2 separate regions of the Homo sapiens genome follow, and region 2 is linked to region 1. Evidence: chromatin loops called from intact Hi-C (ENCODE). Cell type or tissue: Calu3. All regions are shown on one strand. Each heading gives the region's core, and the rest is flanking DNA. Links, peaks and the distances in the headings are about the cores only. Region 1 overlaps LOC107986606 (a long non-coding RNA gene). Region 2 holds the start of LOC107986606 (a long non-coding RNA gene).

What was found. A loop is a pair of places that touch in the nucleus more often than their neighbours do. Peaks named below come from ENCODE experiments on the same cell type or tissue, not always from the same donor. Only the 100,000 strongest peaks of a DNase experiment are listed, where the experiment ranks them.
Region 2: a loop joins it to region 1, with 3 times the contacts of the local background. A loop is called at or near these places in 2 of 110 quality-filtered maps.

The regions. Positions count from the first base shown.
Region 1 is chr6:54,713,880-54,724,519 of GRCh38, reverse strand. All of the region lies in intron 1 of LOC107986606 (a long non-coding RNA gene), which reads left to right. Among named protein-coding and RNA genes, the nearest start is that of FAM83B, 130 kb to the left of the region's middle. In Calu3, for the core only: a CTCF peak has its summit at 6,478 (motif pointing left); DNase peaks (open chromatin) are centred at 5,919 and 6,499.
Region 2 is chr6:54,796,396-54,807,035 of GRCh38, reverse strand. LOC107986606 (a long non-coding RNA gene) reads left to right here and starts at 5,205. Exons shown (of 3, transcript XR_001744176.3): 1 at 5,205-5,299. In Calu3, for the core only: no CTCF peak of the experiment used is centred there; DNase peaks (open chromatin) are centred at 4,075 and 5,105.

The DNA of each region.
Region 1 (10,640 bases), core at 1,669-9,668:
ATTTTGAACATATATTCCTAACTCCAAAAATCTCAAGTCTACTCAGATCTTGAATTTCCATCAATGAAATTGTATGAAAAAATTTAAAAAATGAAATAAAATAAAAATAAAAAATAAAAATTATATAAAAACATAACACTATTTTTAAATCCCCTCTAGAAACTTTGGCTAATGAAAAGGCCACAACCTACAGTTTATTAACAGTAACGTATGGAGTTAAGGGTTTTCTATTTTTTTTACATGGTGTCCTTAGAGCATATTTTCAATTTTATATGCAATTGCCGGGTTGCAACTGGACAAAGCAAGTAAGCTCCCTTAGAACTAGGTAAAAAGTTCTGTCAAAGAAGAATAATTTGATGCAACAGGAGAAGGACTGGTCTTGATGCATTTAAGATAAAACTCTAAACATGTCTTTGCAAATCTTTATTATTAATGCTTATCTTGAAAAGTAATTATTTGCCCTTAAAGAAATGAACCTACATAATATAAATCCCTCTGGGTCAAGAATCTCTCATGTGAATACTTGTCTAAACAATTTTACAAATAGGAATTATTTGTTCGGTGTCATATCATTTTCTCCTGAGGTTACTCTCTATTATGAGAAACAGGTTGGAATTGATTAATGGACTTTTATTAAAATAGCTAGGAAATCTTAAGTCTGAAGCAGGTTGCCAATGTATGTTCTGACTTAGGTCAGTGGGAATCAAAAGTATTATTGTTTAGCAGATGTTCTGTCAGCAGTTGTCTGGGCAAAATGCTGTAGTTCATTTTCTTTGTATGTTTAAAACACAAGTTTCCATAACTGACAAAAATATCTTTCTGATGATCAAGGATGAAAGTCTAAAAATTATGTGAATATAAAAACTCAGAAATTGCTAAAGGAGGTTCCCTGTGAATTTGGTTTGAGGCTCCTCAGTAGGGGAGGGTGATGGAGGCTTAGCCACAGCTATACACGCTGGGTTTGTGTTATGGAAAAATAACTTTAGCATTCAATAGATCGATTTAATGCCAGCCACAATCATCCTACTTGGCTTGTGAAAAACAGCATTTTGATTCAAGAGATGTGAAAAAGCTTTTTAAAGAGTTTAATGTAGTTGCTGTTTTCTATTCATGTCCCAAGTTCAATTTTAAACTGAGAGGAAAGGGGAGAAAGCAAAAATGTATTCTGGACTGGTACCCTGCTATGGTTTCATTCACCCATGAAAAAAGCAATAATAAGACACTCTGTCATTCTCATATAAAACATATCCATTCCTCCAATTAGGGGTGCAGAGAATCCTGTGATAAAAATATCTACCCAATTTCAATTCAACATCAAGATACGTAGAATATAAGAACATTTAATAATGGATAATTTTCTTAGGTTTAGAATAAATGACTAACCTGAAAATGTTGTCTTTTAAAAATATTCAATTCTAAATTTCCATAACATTTCAGAAAAAAGTAAGTTTAGTTTTCCTAAATTTATCAAACTATGACATTAACATGATGGCATATTCTACAAATAATGCTCTTTTTTTTTCTTTCTTTTTTTTTTTTTTTTTTTTTTTGAGACTGAGTCTTGCTCTTGTCACCCAGGCTGGAGTGCAGTGGTGAGATCTCGGCTCACTGCAACTTCCACCTCCCGGGTTCAAGCGATTCTCCTGTCTCAGCCTCCTGAGTAGTTGGGATTACAGATGCATGCCACTATTCCCGGATAATTTTTGTATTTTTAGTAGAGACAGGGTGTCACCATGTTAGTCAGGCTGGTCTTAAACTCCTGACCTCATGATCTGCCCACTTTGGCCTCCCAAAGTGCTGGGATTACAGGTGTGAGCCACCGCACCTGGCCACACATGATATTCTTTAAAAGGCAGACATTTATAAAGTGTTGTTTTGCAAGAGTCCTTGGGCTTAAACTCAATGAAATTGGCACCTTTCCTGCATTCCTTTATAGACAGGCAAGAAAGCCAAACTGCAATGCTATGTTTCTCTCTATCTTGGCTCCGAGCTCCAGAAATAATCATCAAAACCACACCTAGATCACTTGTTCAGTCATGTAGAGAAGAACTTGAAAAGAGAAAAGAAAATGTTGGCTCCGATATTGTGCTCAAATGAATCAAAGAGTGGAATTCCACATTCCCACTTAAGTATATCATGTTGCTCTGAACTTCAAGTATCCCAGGTCAGGTGGAGGCAAACCTTCCAAAGATTGGATTTAAAGTCCTGATTCTGCCTTCCCAACAACAAAACAGATAAAGTTTGTTGTTGTCGTTGTTGTTCTTGTTTATAGTAATGCCCCCAAATCCCATGTAGAATAGGTGTGGCAATTTATATTATGACTCCTTTGGGAATTTATCTACCTGCAGAGATTCTTTCTAATTGTATCAACATTCTCCATACCTTCATACTTAAGAGATGCTTTATTGAATTTATGGAAATAACTTTAAATGGTTAACCATTAGGTGGGTTTTGTTGAACCATTCTCATTCTTATAAAATACATGTTTTGAGGGAAAGAGAAGGCAGTTTCTCCCTCTTCACTTTGTCTCAACTAGTGAAAGGAATGAGGATAAATTTTCCTCTACTGATATCTCAGATCATGTAGATGCTAGGGCAAGAAATAAAACAAAGGTGAAGTCGCCATATTAGAGGACAGTGAAGGTAGAAGTGTGACTTAGTAAGAAAATGCTAAACTTTGGGGTAGATATTGCTGTTAATATGTTGTGGGTCAACTTATTACCAGCTCGATGGCTTCAAGTTACTTAACCTATGAAGCCTCCATTTCTTCACCTGAAGGATAGAATCAATAATTCACTTTGCCATGTTATTATGAGAATTAGAGATGATATATAAAAAGAGAAATACATGTTTTTATCTCATCTAATTTCACATGTTCAATAATTAAGACCTGTCCAGACCACGTAACCTGCTCAAGGTCAAATAGTTGAAAATGAATGAGTGAGAATTTAAAGTTAAGGGTCATTCCAAATTCCATGTTATCAACCAGTAACCTTATAAGAGCTTTGTGGTTAAGGGAAATCAAAGACATTTGCTAAATTTTAACTACTAATAATAGAATAAAACAAAGCATTTCATGTATACTTGTTGATGGTGATTACTGGTAATGTCAAGATGAGAATTTACAAAGACAAAACATATACACATGAGACATGGCAGAATTAGTTCATTAGGGAACTTACGCCTATCTTAGAGAACCTTTGTTCTATCTGATGTCCTTTCCCTGCTGGCCCCAAAGAGGCCAAATTTTTTTCTATTTCCACCTTTGACCTCATCTAGAATTTTCTCTAAATTTCATTCTATGCCCTCAGAAAATCATTCTTACTAGTTTTCAGAAGACTCATTTATGTTTGCTTATGGTTCTGGCCCATGTAGCCACCAATATCTATCACCTAGCAAGACAACAATTTTCAGAGGCAGTTCTGACCCCTATATTAGGCAGGATTGTTCTTGGCCTTCAAGGCAGCATTCTGTAGGGTCAACTTTGCAACTCAAGCCTAGCATCCCATCTGCCTGGTAAGGCTTGAACATGAGTTCCCACTAAACTTTAGTCTTTTCAAAGACAGAACCGGCCAAGTCCCTACAGGAATCCACTGGCACCATTTCCCCAGCTCCATTTAGATCCTTCTCCAAATACTAAAGAGGTTATTTCTCAAGGCATGGCTATACTTTTGTTACAATGGAGAGTCCTGGGTTTCCACATATTCAGAATTTTTGAGGGTGACACTCAGGAATCTGAATTTTAAGCAAATACATCATGCAATTCACATATATTCTACAGTTTGAAAACCATTACCTCAGAGCCACAATTCCATGGTTTGTCTAACATTGAACATCACCAGTGTCTGAAGTCTCTCTACTGGGATCCATCAGCATGATCCCTTGGATTCTGGATCTGAACACTCATTAAAATCAATCCTAAATTATCTGTGCTCTTCTATGTTATCTATAATCTTGCCGTCAACCCACTGACCCTTCTGGCCAGCCCTGCCTTCTCCTTTCTTCCCACTAGTCCATGCTGTCAAAGCTTCTGCTGACCTAAGTCTGAAATTCCCATGTGCCTTTTGATGGCCTTTACCCCAACTCACTTCTCTTTTTAATTTGATTATTCTGTCTCTCTTGCCATTCTAATGTTTGGATGCTCTGTGCCTTTTGTGTCTATTTTTTAGCACCAGCAGCCAGGCTTTCATAGTTTTGTGCTGCCCATTACCAAAAGGAACACATGATCACATTTTTACATTTCCACAGGAAAATTCATATCCAGCTAAGAAATATTATTATAGAGGATTTTCTTTATTTAATCATACGTAGAAGATGTCAAATAGTGTGGTAAAGTGTAAGGCGACTCTTCATCTATTTGGATTTTGATATTCTTTATTGTTTTGTTTTACAAACCAGCTTTTTTCTCAACATGCAGGTTATAACCCATTGGTGGTTCAAGGAATCAATTTATGAGTCTCTACCACACAAAAAATAGCATAACAAGAAATGTCAGTTTTTATTATATGCAGTAAGAATATCATTAAATGAAAATATTTAGGAACATGTGTGTATTTGTGTGACTTTTGTCATGATGAAAATTGTTTTAATTTTTAGTTGTGAATCATAAAAAACATCAAAGCCACTTCTTTACATTTCAGAGGATTAGCATAGTCTTCTACATGCTGTGAGGTCAGAGTGTCTGTTTATGTGAACGCTGTCTCTCCAGGGAATCAAGCTTTTTTATTTCCCCAAGTAAAGCATGTGTTCACTACAAATCAATCAGAGCTTAAACCCTCCATTCTGATTGTGCTTTGTCTAACTTAATAGAAATACAAACTGCTGCCACATACTGTATTTAGTCTACTATTTACTCAACTGTTTCTGTCTCAATTTTGTCAACTGTAAAAATAAACATAATATCAGGGTTTTGTGAATATTAAATGAGATAACTTAAATGAAGAGCTGAGAATAAAGGTTTAACATATAGGAAGTCATCAATAAATGCCAGCTATCATTATTTTATCATATTGAATGGTATAAATCAGATACAATTTTTAGCACAGTTCAATGCAAATAGGAAAAAAAAAGAAAGCATTTGGCTCCATGTCTTGGAGTCTAAAACTACTGTAAATTTGTCCAAAGTTTTTTGGAAAAGCTGGGTCTTTTGGAAAAGCTGGGTCTTTTGGAAAAGCCACAGAGGGAATTTCAAGGACAGATGGTCTCTGTTCAAGCTCTTACCAGATTGTTTAAGACTAATTAGCTATTGAGTGTCAGCCAAAACAAATATGGATTTCCCTGTGATATTTAAAAACACACTCTCCTATAAATTGAATATTTGAGGTTATCCTCCTGACAAGCATGGAATGGAAAAAAGAGGCAGGAAAAATGAAGAACAGAGAAAAAGAGAGAGAGAGAATCTAGTTACCTTCAAAATGGATTGTATTTTATTAACCTATTGTTGTTTATCTCTGTGCACCTTTCTTCTTCATTCAACCTGTGTAGAAGGAACAAGCTAGTCTTCATGTGAAGGAACAAACCAATGTGTGTCTTCAGCTACCACCGTCTGTGTTTGTTTGCTGTAACTTAACCCTTACAATTAAAGTGCTTATGAATCACTATGACTGCAATTAAGCGTTGAGTATATAGTAGTGGATATGAATTTAAGAGCCAACCCCCTCCGCTGCTCTGTTCTCTTTGCTATATTTTGCCTGGATGTGTAAGACCTGGGAAAGTCTGATCGTTTTCCCATGGCCCGGCCTCTTAGAGACTACATTATATTAAAACAGGTTGCTTATCTTAGTTAATGTTTAGAGAGTTTTAGAGAACTAGATTTCAATATTATCTATGAAAGCTAAGTTAACTGACAGCTTTTGATTGCCCAGTGGTAAGGCTTATTAAACAATTATCCCATTGTGTTCTCAATAAGCCCGTTAAACTGCCCAGGCTTCTTCTAGTCAGTTGGGAATCTTGCTCAAAAGCTTCTTCTGTTTGGACCATTCGAGTGTAAAAAGAGAAAGTAATGATTGTTTTGTAATCAGTTTGGTTCAGTTAATTAAAGATTGGATGTGAAATTAAGGTAGGGGGAGAAAGCAGAGTTGTAAGAAAGAAATGGCTAAGAATGTGCTAACTCAAAAAGTAGAAGAAGATGGCTCAATTTTATTAATTTAAAAACAGTTCTAGCTGTGTTCCTAACATGTTTTCATGGAGTAAGGCTAGTTTTCATGGAGTAAGGCTAGGAAGCATAGCAGAAAGACACAAAGAGATGCAAACGTCTAAACAAAGGGAAATATGGACACTGTGAATTATATAATGTAAATCATTTAAAAATTTACATGAGAAAATATTATTTGTGAAAATAATAAAATTAGAAGAAAATGATTAGTATCCCATGGTGCCCTAAATAAAGAGATACTTTTTGACTAATACTTTGAATTTATTAAGGGTACCTGCGCGACCCAAGACTAACCAGCTATAAATTACTACTAGTGCCACCTGGTGTTGGAATGCCTGTACTGCAGCTATGTATGGGATGTGTACAGGTAGACTGCACATTCCTGAGAAGAGTCTGCAATGAACCTCTGAGCTAATTCACAGGGATGACTATGATGAGCTTATAAGTATAGGTCAGAAACAACAATCGTTATGAAGAAATGACTAACTTGAAATGGTATCTACTTGGATCCGTACAACAATTTCTTTACCTCTTTCCTGGTCATTATGTTGAAATTACAAATAAATCTGTGTTAAGACAATAGCTATAATTAAATAGAATAAACTGTAAAAATTAGATTGAGAGTTAACATGTTTGTTGTGGGAAGTCAGGGACCCCGAACGGAGAGACCGGCTGAAGCCACGGCAGAAGAACATAAATTGTGAAGATGTCATGGACATTTGTTTATTTCTCAGACCGGCCAACACTTAGGGAAAATAGAAAAGAACCTACGTTGAAATATTGGGGGCTGGTTCCCCCGATACATATTAGTCACATGTTTATTCTTTATCTAGTCTCAGAATTATAAACACAACCTGAAATTACCTTAACACTAATATTGCTTCGTGCTATATTCTAGCAAAAAGAAAAAACAAAAACAAAAAAACAAAACAAAAAAACACATAGGGAATATGACTGTGTAGCATAAGGCAATTTAATCCAAAATTGTAAAAATATGAAAGGAGATAGTCAAGAGACTTAAAATATTTCAGCTGCTGAAATGATTATGATCTTGAGTAAGCATCTCTTATTAACAATTTAGGAATAGTATATTACCTACTACAAAATATAAGCACTGAAGAATTAAACAACCAGGAACTACAGAATGTATATGTACAACAAAAAAATAAATTTCATCTTTCTCTTTATTGTATTACTTTTTAAATCAACTACTAGCTACGTTTATTAGGCATGCAGAATTGGAAAATTTCCAAATTCTTACTGGTGAGAAGAGTTGAACTATTATATGCAATGCTCTGCACAGATAGAGACCATATGTTGCTGTTTCACTACATTACTCATATGCTTTGTATTCACTCTCCTTATTCTTCTCCTCAGTCATATGGACAACTTGCTTCTAGGACTAAAAATATCAGCTGTTTTTGTTGTTTGTTGTTGTTGTTGTTCTTGTTGTTGAGACGCAGTCTCTCTCTGTCGCTCAGGCTGGAGTGTAGCGACATGATCTCGGCTCACTGCAACCTCTGCCTCCCAGGTTCAAGCAATTCTCCTGCCTCAGCCTCCTGAGTAGCTGGGACTACTGGCGTACGCCACCACACCTGGCTAATTTTTGTAATTTTAGTAGAGATGGGGTTTCACCATATTGGCCAGGCTGGTCTCAAAGTCCTGACCTCACGTGATCCACCCACCTCAGCCTCCCAAAGTGCTGAGATTACAGGTGTGAGCCACTGCACCCGGCCTACACCAGCTGTTTTATATTCCTTGGAGGCTAAAGAAGAGGGAATAGGGAAAGTGATGGCTATTCAGATGGAGGGATGGATAAACACCTTCTCCCAGGCTTTGTAAAGAGTTAAGGGCCGGGCGTGGTGGCTCACACCTGTAATCCCAGCACTTTGGGAGGCCAAGGCAGGTGGATCACCTGAGGTCAGGAATTCGAGACCAGTCTGTTCAACATGGCAAAACCCCGTATCTACTAAAAATTACAAAAATTAGCTGGGCACTGTGGCAGGCGCCTGTAATTCCAACTACTCGGGAGACTGAGACAGGAGAATCGCTTGAACCCAGGAGGTGGAGGTTGCTGTGAGCTGGGATTGCACCATTGCACTCCGGCCTGGAGACAGAGCAAGATTCCGTCTAAAAAAAAAAATAGTGAAAGAGAGAACTTTGAAACCAGTCCACTTAGCTTGAGGGCAACTGCAGAGAGTGAACTCAGGGATAGTGACAGGTACAGCAGAAAATGTGTGTGAAGATTGAGAAGTGTGGGCAGGATGAGAATAGAACAAGTGTAGCAAGCAAGAAAAGCTGAAACTGGAAGGGAGGGAAGCACCAAGCAGTGTGAAGTGATGTGGCCATGAAAACAGAACTAAGAAAAGGGCTCAAAGAAGGGAAATTATAAAGATTTGCAGAGAGAACAGCAAAATCTTTATAGAAATACTAGTTGTTTGACACTGATTAAAAAGGAAGGAGGAAGAATCTAATGCATCTTTTTTTTTTTTTTTTTTGAAATGGAGTCTGGCTCTGTTGCCTAGACTGGAGTGCAGTGGTGCAATCTTGGCTTACTGCAACCTCTGCCTCCTGAGTTCAAGTGATTCTCCCTGCCTCAGCCTCCCGAGTAGCTGGGACTCAGGTGCCCACCACCATGCCTGGCTAATTTTTTTTTATTTTTAGTACAGACGGGGCTTTGCTATTTTGGCCAGGCTGGTTTTGAACTCCTGATCTCAGGTTATCCACCCGCCTCAGCCTCCCAAAGTGTTGAGATTACAGGCCTGAGCCACTGCGCCAGGCCTAATGCATCTTTAAAAAGGATGATAGACAAGAAACAATGATAAAAATAGTAAATTAGAGACAGCTAATCATTCTCATCTAGAGACATGGCTAACTCAGAGATTGTTGTTTTAAACCTAATTCTCATGAATTTGTATTTTTAAATTATAATTTTAAATTGTTAATATGTTTAATGATAATATACATACTTATACAGAATATTTTCCATTCTTAGGATTTTTAATTTAATTGTTATACATACTTAAAAGATTATTATTTTCAAGCAAATATGTTTTTCTCATAAATCTCTGTGTAAGACTCCTAACTATTTTCATGTGAAGAAACATCTAATTCGAGGGTTGAAAACTCAAAATGTTTCAGAGGCTTGGTAAGTTGTACAAATAAATGCATGAAGTGGCTGGGTGTGAAAATGATGGCAATGAAGGGAAAAATAACTGTTCGAAGAGCCCATCCCTGCAAAAGGTATTCACATCGATCAAAAGCAGATTTCCACAAGCAAAGCAGGAGCAACAACAGGAAACTACTGGCCTAACCAAAAAAAAGGAAAAAAAAAAAAAAAACTAGCAGAACAGACATAGCGGTGGCCTACTTGGCTAGATAACGGTGGCTCCTATTCTGATGTTACTACCAGAGTTAAAATCTAAATTGATCTGTTTGCTAAATGCTAACACTGGCCTAGTCTGTCAGTAACCTGAACTACCTAATGGAGAAGGGCTGACATGAATTGGCAACCTGAATAGAAAGAAACATAGTGAAAGCACTTTCTTGTTTCTAGGCAGGCCCATTTCATCATAAGTTGAAACCGTAAGCATATTTAGGAGACTTTATTTTGCTTATGTGTACACATTTTAATGCAGAGTTGACACTACTCTTCCCAGTATTTACTTAGTAACCTGTTAACAATTAAAGAAAGTGGCCGGGCTCGGTGGCTCACGCCTGTAATCTCACCACTTTGGGAGGCCGAGGCGGGCACATCACGAGGTCAGGAGATGGAGACCATCCTGGTTAACACGGTGAAACCCCGTGTCTACTAAAAATACAAAAAATTAGCCAGGCATGGTGGCGGGCGCCTGTAGTCCCAGCTACTCCGGAGGCTGAGGCAGGAGAATGGCGTGAACCCGGGAGGCGGAGCTTGCAGTGAGCAGAGATCACGCCACTGCACTCCAGCCTGGGTAACAGAGCGAGACTCCATCTCAAAAAAAAAAAAAAAAAAAAAAGTGAACAGGGTATCTCCAATTTCGGTAAGCTTTCCCTAGCTCTAGCCTTTTTCACTCTTATTTCAGCCAAATTTGCAGTTCATTAGTAGCAGAAATAACAACAACAACAACAAAAAGCCACTCATTATAATAGATATATCTGCTTCATGTAGCACGTTTTTTATATTTTACATACTGATTGGGGGAAATAAATAAATAAATAAAATGCACCTTACAAAATATGCCTTAAAATTAACCTCTGGTTAAATGAACTGGTTATTATGCACAAAGAAGCAATAAAAGTCAGGCTTAAAGAAAGTTTCAGAAAGCATGGCACTGAAAGCAATAGTGGCAGACATGATACATTTTAACTTGATTTTATGCTCCTTGGTTTCCTAAATAAGGAACTGTGAAAGTTAAATAGCTCCTGGCTGTGTTTTCCTTGTTTAGCCCTCATATAGCTGTTTAAGATTAGTTTAGAGTAACGTCCTTAATTTACAATACTTTGAG
Region 2 (10,640 bases), core at 1,535-9,534, 83 kb before region 1:
AAAGAAGCTCTGGGCTGGTATGATACCACATAATGTAGAATCCCAGGCCCAGGCTATCTCTTTCTCATGGTTCAGGAGGTTGGAGTCAAGTAAATATGGGGAAGGGCATTTTCACGAGTTGCACACACCATTTTATTTATATCCAAAGAGTAGAACTTAGTCACATAGCCATGACTAGCTATAAGAGAATTGATAAAAGTGGACTTTATATCAAGTAATCAAGACACAGGTAAAAATGATGAGTTCTAGTCTCAGGTACAAAGTGGAGAACAAAGAGTGGACTATAATAGTCTCTGTGATTGACTTCTATGTTGTTTTTAATGTTTTAATATAATAAATAATGCTATGACTAAATTTATAGTTTTTGGCATGCAGAAATGGAGCAGATATTTGATAGGGAATGGAGTGAATATACAAAAACCTAGGGAGCTGTTTAAGAATAATGAGTGATATAATGTTGTAATAGTATAAATGTTGTGTAGGAGAATAGATGGAAATAAAGTTTGTTTTTCCAAAAATATATTTAATCTTGTATGCCCAGAAAGAGAAACAAATCCTGAGTTACCAGATCAACAATGCCAGGTCTTCATTTTCAGATTGTTATCTAATTAGTATATGAAGCACTTATGTTTACTAAGTGAACTGGTTGACCCAATACATAAAGCCATCCTTGAGAGTTTAACTCTCTCTAGAGTAAACCTCCTAAGAGTAACTTTGCTTACTCTTAGTAACCTCCCAAGTAACAACTTAGGAGATTGATTTCAATAACTGAAATTAGAGGAGCGTGAAACTATTTAAAATATTTGCAGAATCTTGAGAAACCGATTGTGGCCAGAATATAAGTGCATGTGATAGGAATAAGGGTAGAGGTGGGAGCAAAGGTGGGACTGAAGATAAGTCTGGAATAGTCTCAAATTTTCATTTATTTTTCTTATCATTTACTGCTAATTTAAAATAACTTATTTTTTGTATTATAAAAGCAATGCATATTCTTTGTAGCAGTCTCCAGCATCTGGCAGCTGGATTCACAGCATACCTTGTTTTTGTTGCCTATGAACATGATTACCCCCAATCCATTCTGCATAGCATTTTATGATTGACTTTTCTAATAGTGATTCTGTGTGATACTCTCTTTCTTCATGGCACAGACAGGGTGGATGCTGTAGGACCATATAGACTTACCTTAGCTAATGTCTCGATTCACACCCCTGCTGCTTAATAAAGCCATCAATATCAATAGACTTTACACCAGGGGTTCTGCTGAATTGATCTGAGGTGGGACCCTGGTGTCAGTGTAGCTTTACAAAAACCTTTCTGGTAATGCTAATATGCAAGCAGAATGAAAATTACTGAATTAGTTAATTGATAGCTCCTTCCTGCTTCACAAATTACTGATCACCCACATTTGGCATTAATATTCCCATCTTCACGAAGCAAGCTAAGCTATTTTCAGCCAATTTTATACAATTTTTTTATGCAAAGCTAAAATTGGTCTTTTTGTGTCTTTTACCCACAGAACTAGTTCTACTCTGTGACACTACAAAGGATAAGTCTATCCTTTTCCACATGACAGCCTGTTAATTACTTGAACATTTGCTAAACATGGCCTTCCTAAATATTCACTTCCCAAGCTAAACATATAGAATTTGAAAAAAAAGAAAACATCGATGTTTTGCTATTAGCTTAGCCCATCCCTGGTTGGACATTGAGCCTGTCACATTCCATAGCTCAGAAGGATTTGTATTTCTAAATGTCTTACATTCCTTAAAGACACAGTTTACAAACAGACTCAGATAGCTTTGAATCATGCTACATACCAGAAAATTCCTTTCTCTTATTATCAAGCACAGAAATGCCTGGTCTATATCAAAATGACTGAAATGTTATCCAATTAACATTTTTTACTTTAAATAATTATTTGAAATATAAATACAGAGTAGAATTACTAGAATATAATATACTATTAGCTACAGAAAACACAAGATACAATATTTATGCTATGTAATAGAGTATAAATAACTCCTCTTTTTATTTTGGAACACCAGTTATTCTGAAAAGTGAATTCTTTTGCAATTTGTCCTATGCTCATAGGCAGAAATAAAACCTTTCTGTCAGATATCAAAAAGTGCCTATAAGCTTTTTGTTTGACAACACCCAGCCCTTTCCACAGACCTTTTGATGACAAAGTTTCTAGTTTTCTAATTATCATGTTTAATCGTTTGTGAACATGTCCCCTGCTTCCAGTGTGATCTGCGCAGTGAAGAATAGAATGGAACTCTCAATTCTCTGGCTCTGGAGTAACTCTTTGGCTACTTATGTAGGCTAGGTCTTTGATAACCCATTTAAAATGTCAGCATTGAGAATAGCCCAACAGACTATGACCAAGCATCTCACTCTGGCCTATTAATCATAACCCAAGCCATTATCAATTGTCCATAGAAAAAAGCCTAAGGGCTGGCAGATATTCAGGATCATTTATAGATAATCAGAATCATTTAAAATCAGGCCCCAACTTACCCTTTCTCCCATATTACCCATGCCTACTTAAAATTGTTTTCTTATTAAATCAGTCTACTCACTATCTCTTTAAATCATGTCAGAGAGGCCAGGCACGGTGGCTCGTGCCTGTAATCCCAGCACTTTGGGAGGCCAAGGCAGACGGATCACTTGAGATCAGGAGTTCAAGACCAGCCTGGCCAACATGGTGAAACCCCACCTCTACTAAAAATACAAAAGTTAGCCAGAAATTGCTTGAACCCGGGAGGCGGAGTTTGCAGTGAGCTGAGATCATGCCACTGCACTCCAGCCTGGGTAACAGAGAGAGACTCTGTTTCAAAAAAAAAAAAAAAAAAAAAAAGTCAGAGCTATTTCTGCCTGCTCAACTACTATACCATTTCCTCTTTCATGAAATGAAACCTCCTCCCACTAACAGAATCCTCTCTTCGCATATAATCTACTCAAAATTCAAACAACAGCACAACCCCAGTCTCTTCCTCAAAACTGTGTCGGAGTGCCAAAGTTCACAGAATTGTATACTTTCTTTGAAAACGTCTTGCCCTTATTGTATATACTGGTTACAGTAGTAGCAACAACAATAATAATAATTGTCTAATGATGGTTACTATTTCACTGAGCACTTTGCTAGTCAATTCATGTATAACCCTAATGGGTAGATCTTATTTTACCTATTTTACAGGTTAGTAAACTAAGACTTCAAGTAGGATGAGTTACTAGGATTCAATTCCTGGTCTGCTTGACTCTGTAGTACTAGGTCACCTTATCTCTTTTGACCTGCTTTGTCCTGAATTCATCCACTTCTATTATTATTTTGCTGTGTTTGATGTAGTTTACTTTTAACTTATAAAATAATAATTTAGAGCAAATTAGTTTCATCTTCATATTTATATATTAAGTTTAACTATGTAAAACTCAAGAGTATTATAAATGCCTGAAAGAATCCTAAAAATGCTGTGACATTTGCTACCTAAGTCAGTTTACACTGATTCCTATTCAAATGGCAACACCCTTTCTTTGTTGGAATTCAATTACATGCATTCTAATTAAGAGATTCCTGGGTGAGCTTTACACCCTTTAGAAGTGAGAACTTGATTTAGACGTGTGGTATACGAGTTGGCCACAATTCTCCAGTCAACTTCCTAGGCAGTTCTCTTTCCAGGGCCTTATCTGAATGGTTTAGTTCCTCCCTATCATGCCAATAGCCAACCTCATTTTTGCCTTATCTGTCTTGCCTTCCCTAAGTGGCACTCCAAGCACAGGTCATCCAATTGTAGTTCTTCTGTATTATGTGCACTCAAGCTTCTGCTCTTTTTTCAAAGGTGTGGTCGAGGTGTGTGCTAATGAGTACTTTTTCTCCAGGCGCCTCATCTTCACCATATCAACTTGCATGCATTTTACTAGAAGCCAATTAGAGAGAGGGTTTGATTCACAGAGGTGACCTGGATGCTAGCATTTATGGCACTGTAAAGGTACAGAATTCTGACAGCAGGACTTTTCAACCCCCTAAAATCACAATACATATTCAGCCCTTACCACGAGTCCTGCTGCAATGACTCAGACTCTTGGCTTTTGAAAGTAAGTGGAGAAAGGAAAAAGCATATCTCAGCAGTGCTGAAGATTGAGGAAGGAGGCACTAGTGAAGCACCAAGGACAGAGTTGTCTTGAGTGTTAGAATTTTGCCAATCTAATATCACAAAAATTGCATAGTGGAATTGAATTTTCCTTCTTCAATCCCTTGTCAAGTAAGACAGAATAGAAGATAATGATCTTAATAATTATGTATAAATATATGTAGCTAGTACTTTTCCTGTGGTTTCTAAACTACATTAAGGTCATAGTCTTTTTATTTAAAATATTATGTGTACTTTAAGGCAAGTAGTTAGCTAATTCTCAAGCATTTCTATTAGGCAGTGCCATATTATTAACCTTGTTTTACCACAGACAAATTTTATTGACTTATTGTTTAGTCTTACAGAAAGATCACAGAGAACAGTAGAATTAAAATAATTTCATGTAATCTTTGTGGTCGTTGTGTTTTCTTTGAATAAATAATAGATCTAAATCTGTTGGTAAATCTAGGTGAGCAGTCTGTACTTAAAGAAAAATCATGTATTGTGTATGAGGTCAATGGAATGTTTGAATGAAGTAACATTGCCAAGTATTAAGTTGGCTATTACACATTCCTGTAGTGATCCATTTATCTCATCTTCCAGAATAATATGTTTCTAGAACATGATTGATACATTCTAATTCAGATTAAAATTTATGTCTTCTTATAATTCAGGTTTACTTCTGTTGTTATTCACAAATTTTAAGGAAAGACTACAAATTTTTCTGGGACTAATATTATTGCTTTCCTTTATTGCATATATTTAAAAGGAAAAAAGGAACTCAGTCCTCAAGTTCAATCAACCACTGATTGATATAAGGTTTTGCTTAGCAACATAGATTTTTAAATCAATGAATTTATTAATGTGAACCATGTACAACATATATGAGATGCAAATTCTTCAGGAACATTCAGCAAGCAAGAAGGAAATCTTATAGCTAAATGACTCACAAATAGCCCTGCCTGCCTGATTTATTATGGATTACTTGTATGAGTCATAAACACCAAAGCTCAGTTACTGGTATGTGACATCATGATATCACATGACTCTACTGGCAGGCATAGCTTTGTAAGCTCTAATTTCATAATTAACATTTTCAGGGTAAGATGGATAGGACATCGCAGTTGCAAGGCTTTCAACAAAAGCCTGGAGATACATGAAATATTATATTGGTGAGTAGAGTTTACTGACTGTAAGCCATATAAGGTAATGATTCAATGCTGAAGGAACTATCATTTTGCTTTTAATGGAGATTATGATAACAGTGTGGTCTTTCTAGCTCTTGTGCTGTATTTGTTTCATGATGGCTGACAGCTAACATTCCAAAAAGGGTTACATACTGGTAACTTTCCATTTAAAAATTCAAATACCTCCAATAATGCCAATAAAAAAAGAGAGTTTTGGCATTTTGCCTACATTGTATGCACTGTACAGTTACTTTTTAGTTGATTGATTGATTGTTATGCATGGGGATATGATTGGCATATGTTCTCAATGAGTTGAGTGTAATTGACTGACAGATGAGGCAATTCCTTTGTTACAGTGCAAGACTTTGGATTTCCTGGAAAGAGATATTTTTAATGATGAGTAAATCAATATTTTAATAATTTTTAAGTTGTATCTAATAAAATCTGGCTTTAAATCTGTTTCTCTCTTCCTCAATCTCTTTGATTAATTTTCTGCACCAATGGAGGGAAATGATGTGATGAATAATTTAAATGAGATAATTTTTAAAATGTATATGTATATATTAGTGCATAAGACTGAAACTGAAGAATAGCCTGTCTCATATTCTGCACCACTGTAAATCTTCAAGGGCAGATTCTGCCTTATTGAGTATATCTCTAGGATATAGCTCAGTGTCTGGCATATGTGCATATTTAAAAATATAAATTGAAAAGAAAAATATATTCCCCATCTTTGTGAATAGCCACACTAACAAGGCCCTTGTTGGTAGAGCAGGAAAGTAGTCCATTCCAAGTTATTCAGCTAGTAGGGTCTCTATGGTTTACTACATGCTAGAAACTGACTAGTAAATATTGGAACTTACTTATTGTTGTTATTTGAATGTTTGAATATTTTACTTTTAAATCTGCAGTAAAAGATGAGAAAAATATCAACAGGCTCCTATGTTCTTAGTGCCTGCACAGTTAGCACTAATGCTCTAAGTTGAGTGACAATTTTTATAACACAGTTTTTGTTTAAATCTTTTGCTACTTTTGCTCATAAAATTTCCCACTTTGAATAACATAGTAAATGTTGCATCTATCTATGAACCTGAATATTGTCCAAGTTCAGGTCCTAAAGATAAAGAGAATTGACTTATTGACTCTGATAATAAATTCCCATATCATTGGCATCATGCCGGTGTTATTTCTTCATTTTCTTCCTTGTACTTTTGTCTTTGTCATATGTATATTGAGTGTTCATATGTCAAATTCCGTGTTCCAGATACCATCAGTAAATGATAATCAAAAGAGTAATAAAACAATGTTATATTTATTAAATTATAATTGTATTAATAAAGACTTTGTCCCATTGAGCAAACTGTATATGTGGCTTTATAGGCTCACTGTGATGTCATGCTTCAGTCACCTCTAGATTATTTGCTTTGCATCATGTTCATACGTGCAGTCCTTTCTTCCACCCAGGAGAAAAGGAACCCATCACCTCATTGCCATACCATCTGGCTAGCGTAGGAGTGGAGTTTGCTCCTCTGAGAGTCATTTTCTTCTAACTAGCAGCCACACTGTCCAATTGAGAAAAAGTTTTATAGTATTTTGATGCCAATTAATGGATTAATGAGCATTTATACATCACTTCTTATGAACAAGGGAGATTAGGAAGAAGAACAAAGATTAAGAAGAGGAGAAGGAAGAAGAAAATGTTTATATGTGTATAAATGTGCATGTGTTTACACTTGTATATGTTTACACATATACATGTATGAAGATATGTGTATAAATGTGTATGTGTTTATATTTACACATATAAACATTTTCTTCTTCCTTCTCAAAAACTATTTGCAAACATAATTACATTAATGATATAAATTCTTAAACTTAGGCTTTTCAGATTTTAGATCTATGGTCCAGGCCCAATAAGCTCTACCATGTAGCTATTTCAGGCATTTTATAATAAAATAAGATAGTTAAATAGAAAAGACAAGTAAATTAAGTGAGGGGTTTCATTGTTGTTATTAAGTTAGGAGAGACCTCTGCATGCCAAAGAGAAAGGAACTTTACTAATTAAAACGGAAGGAGTGATGAGAAAACAAGTTATCTAAGAAGGGAGAGAGGAATAAATCAGTGTTTATTACAAGTGAGGTAGCTTTAAACAACATGAGGAATCTTTCTCAGTCCAAAGGGAAAGGTAAATATAGAAACAAAATTATGATGGATAGAAGTGAGAGAAACTTGGAAGTTTTCTCCAGATGGATTTTAAAGGCATTAGCTCAGACAGAGGACTAAAATGAGAGTAAGACCAGAGACTCAAGGAAGCAGTTGTTCTGGGAAATCACTACGGTGTGAAATTAGCAGATGATATATGAAATAATTGCACAGGAGTATAAAAGAATCCAGTGGAAGTTTGACCAGTCATTTCTGCATTTGGTCTAATACCATTTAGGGGCCAGAGCAGAAGTGGAAGGAAACAAGATTGGGATAATCCAGGACTGGGATTGACAGAACAGGCACACCAACCACGAAGGATGTGAGCCTGGGTTAGTGGAAGGGCAACATTGAGGGCTGCCCATGGACTGCTGCTGCTTGGATGCCACTGCTCCTTATTTGTTAGCAAGGCCAATCAAAAGCTGTCTCTAGTGCTTTCTCTCTGTTCTATCAGAAGATAAAAAGGGACTAATCTCTTCTCTCCTGATCATTATCAGCTCAGGTTTATTGGGGGTTCATCCTGCTTTCATTCAAATGCTCAGCCGTATGATGTTAATATCCTTTATATATGAGTGGCAAAAAGGTACAATGATCTAGCAGAACCCTAATGAACTATGGCATACAGAAGAAATTTATTATACACCTGATTGGATAAGAATTGACAGGTTAGGTACTAGCACTGATAGAACACTATGTAGCATCTTAAAAAAAATAGATTTCAGGTATTAATTCCAGAGGAAAGCTGATTTAGGGATTCAACACATTATTCTAAATTAGGCACATGATAAAATGCTATCTTTGATATGAAAGAGATAAGTAAGAATTCAACAATTTGGCTTTTCAGAAGCTTTTATGTATATATAGTGCCATCTCCCTAATAATGTGAGAATATTTTACTAAAGGTGTTGACTCAACATGATTACAGGATCCCTATGACATTGCAGCATATTTCTCTGATATGGTTTGTCTGTGTCCCCACCCAAACCTCATCTTGAATTGTAGCTCCCATAATTCCTATGTGTTGTGGGAGGGACCCGATTGGAAGTTAATTGAATCATGAGCGTGGTTTCCTCCATACTGTTCTCCCAGTAGTCAATAAGTCTCATGAGATTTGATGGTTTTATAAGCGGTGTATTAGTCCGTTTTTATGCTGCTGATAAAGACATACCTGAGACTGGGAAGAAAAGGAGGTTTAATTTGACTTACAGTTCTACATGGCTGGGGAGGTCTCATAATCATAGCAGAGGGTGAAAGGCACATCTTACATGGTGGCAGCAAGAGAAAATGAGGAAGAAGCAAAAGTGGAAACCCCTGACAAACCCATCAGATCTTGTAAGACTTATTCACTATTGCAAGATTGGCACGGGAAAGACTAGCCCCCATGATTCAATTACCTTCCCCTGGATCCCTCCCACAACATGTAGGAATTCTGGGAGATATAATTTAAGTTGAGGTTTTAGTAGGGACACAGCCAAACCATATAATTCCACCTCTAACCCCTCCAAATCTCATCTCCTCACTTTTCAAAACCAATCATGCCTTTGCAACAGTCCCCCAAAGTCTTTAACTCATTTCAGCATGAACTCAAAGTCCACAGTCCAAAGTCTCATCCGAGACAAGGCAAGTCTCTTCCACCTATGAGCCTGTAAAATCAAAAGCAAGCTGGTTACTCTCTAGATACGATGGGGGTACAGGTATTGGGTAAATTCAGCCATTCCAAATGGGAGAAATTGGCCAAAACAAAGTGGTTACAGGGCCCATGCAAATCTGAAATCCAGTACAGCAGTCAAATTTTAAAGCTCCAAAATGAACTCCTTTGACTGTAGGTCTCACATCCAGGTCACACTGATGCAAGAGGTGGATTCTCATGGTCTTGGGCAGCTCCGTCCCTTTGGTTTTGCATGGTACAGCCTCCCTCCTGGCTGCCTTAATAGGCTGGCATTAAGTGTCTGTGGCTTTTCCAGGTGCATTGGTGCAAGCTGTTGGTGGGTCTACCATTCTGGGGTCTGAAGGACAGTGGCTCTCTTCTCACAGCTACACTAGGCAGTGCTCCAGTAGGGATTCTCTGTGGGGGCTCTGACCCCACATTTCCCTTCCACACTGCACTAGCAGAGGTTCTCCATGAGGGCCCTGCTCCTGCAGTAAACTTTTGCCTGGGCATCCAGGCATTTCTATACATCTTGAAACCTAGGTAGAGGTTCCCAAACCTCAATTCTTGACTTCTATGTACCCACAGGCTCAGCACCACTTGGAAGCTGCCAAGGCTTGGAGCTTCCACCCTCTGAAGCCACAGCCCAAGCTCTATGTTGGCCCCTTTCAACCATGGCTGGAGCAGCTGGGACACAGGGCACCAAATCCCTAGGCTGCACACAGCATGGGGACCCTGGGCCCAGCCCACAAAACCACTTTTTCCTCCTAGGCCTCCAGGCCTGTGATGGGAGGGGCTGCCATGAAGGTCTCTGACATGGCCTGGTTACATTTTCCCATGGTCTTGGAGATTAACATTAGGCTCCTTGCTACTTATGCAAATTTCTGCAGCTGGCTTGAATTTCTCCCCAGAAGATGGGTTTTTCTTTTCTATCACATAGTCAGGCTGCAAATGTTCCAAACTTTTGTGCTCTGCTTCCCCTGTAAAACTAAGTGCCTTTAACAGTACCAAAGTCACCTCTTGAATGCTTTGTTGTTTAGAAATTTCTTCCACCAGGTACCCTAAATCATTGCTCTTAAGTTCAAAGTTCCACAAATTTCTAGGGCAGGGGCAAAATGCCACCTGTCTCTTTGCTAAAACACAACAAGAGTCACCTTTGCTCCAGTCCCCAGCAAGTTCCTCATCTCCATCTGAGACCACCTCAGCCTGGCCCTTATTGTTCATATCACTATCACCATTTCTGTCAAAGCCATTCAACAAATCTCTAGGAGCTTCCAAACTTTCCCACATTTTGCTGTCTTCTTCTGAGCCCTCCAAGCTGTTCCATCCTCAGTCTGTTATCCAGTTCCAAAGTCGTTTCCACATTTTCGGGTATCTTTTCAGCAACACATCACTCTACTGGTACCAATTTACTGTATTATTCTGTTTTTATGCTGCTGATAAAGACATACCCGAGACTGGGAAGAAAAGGAAGTT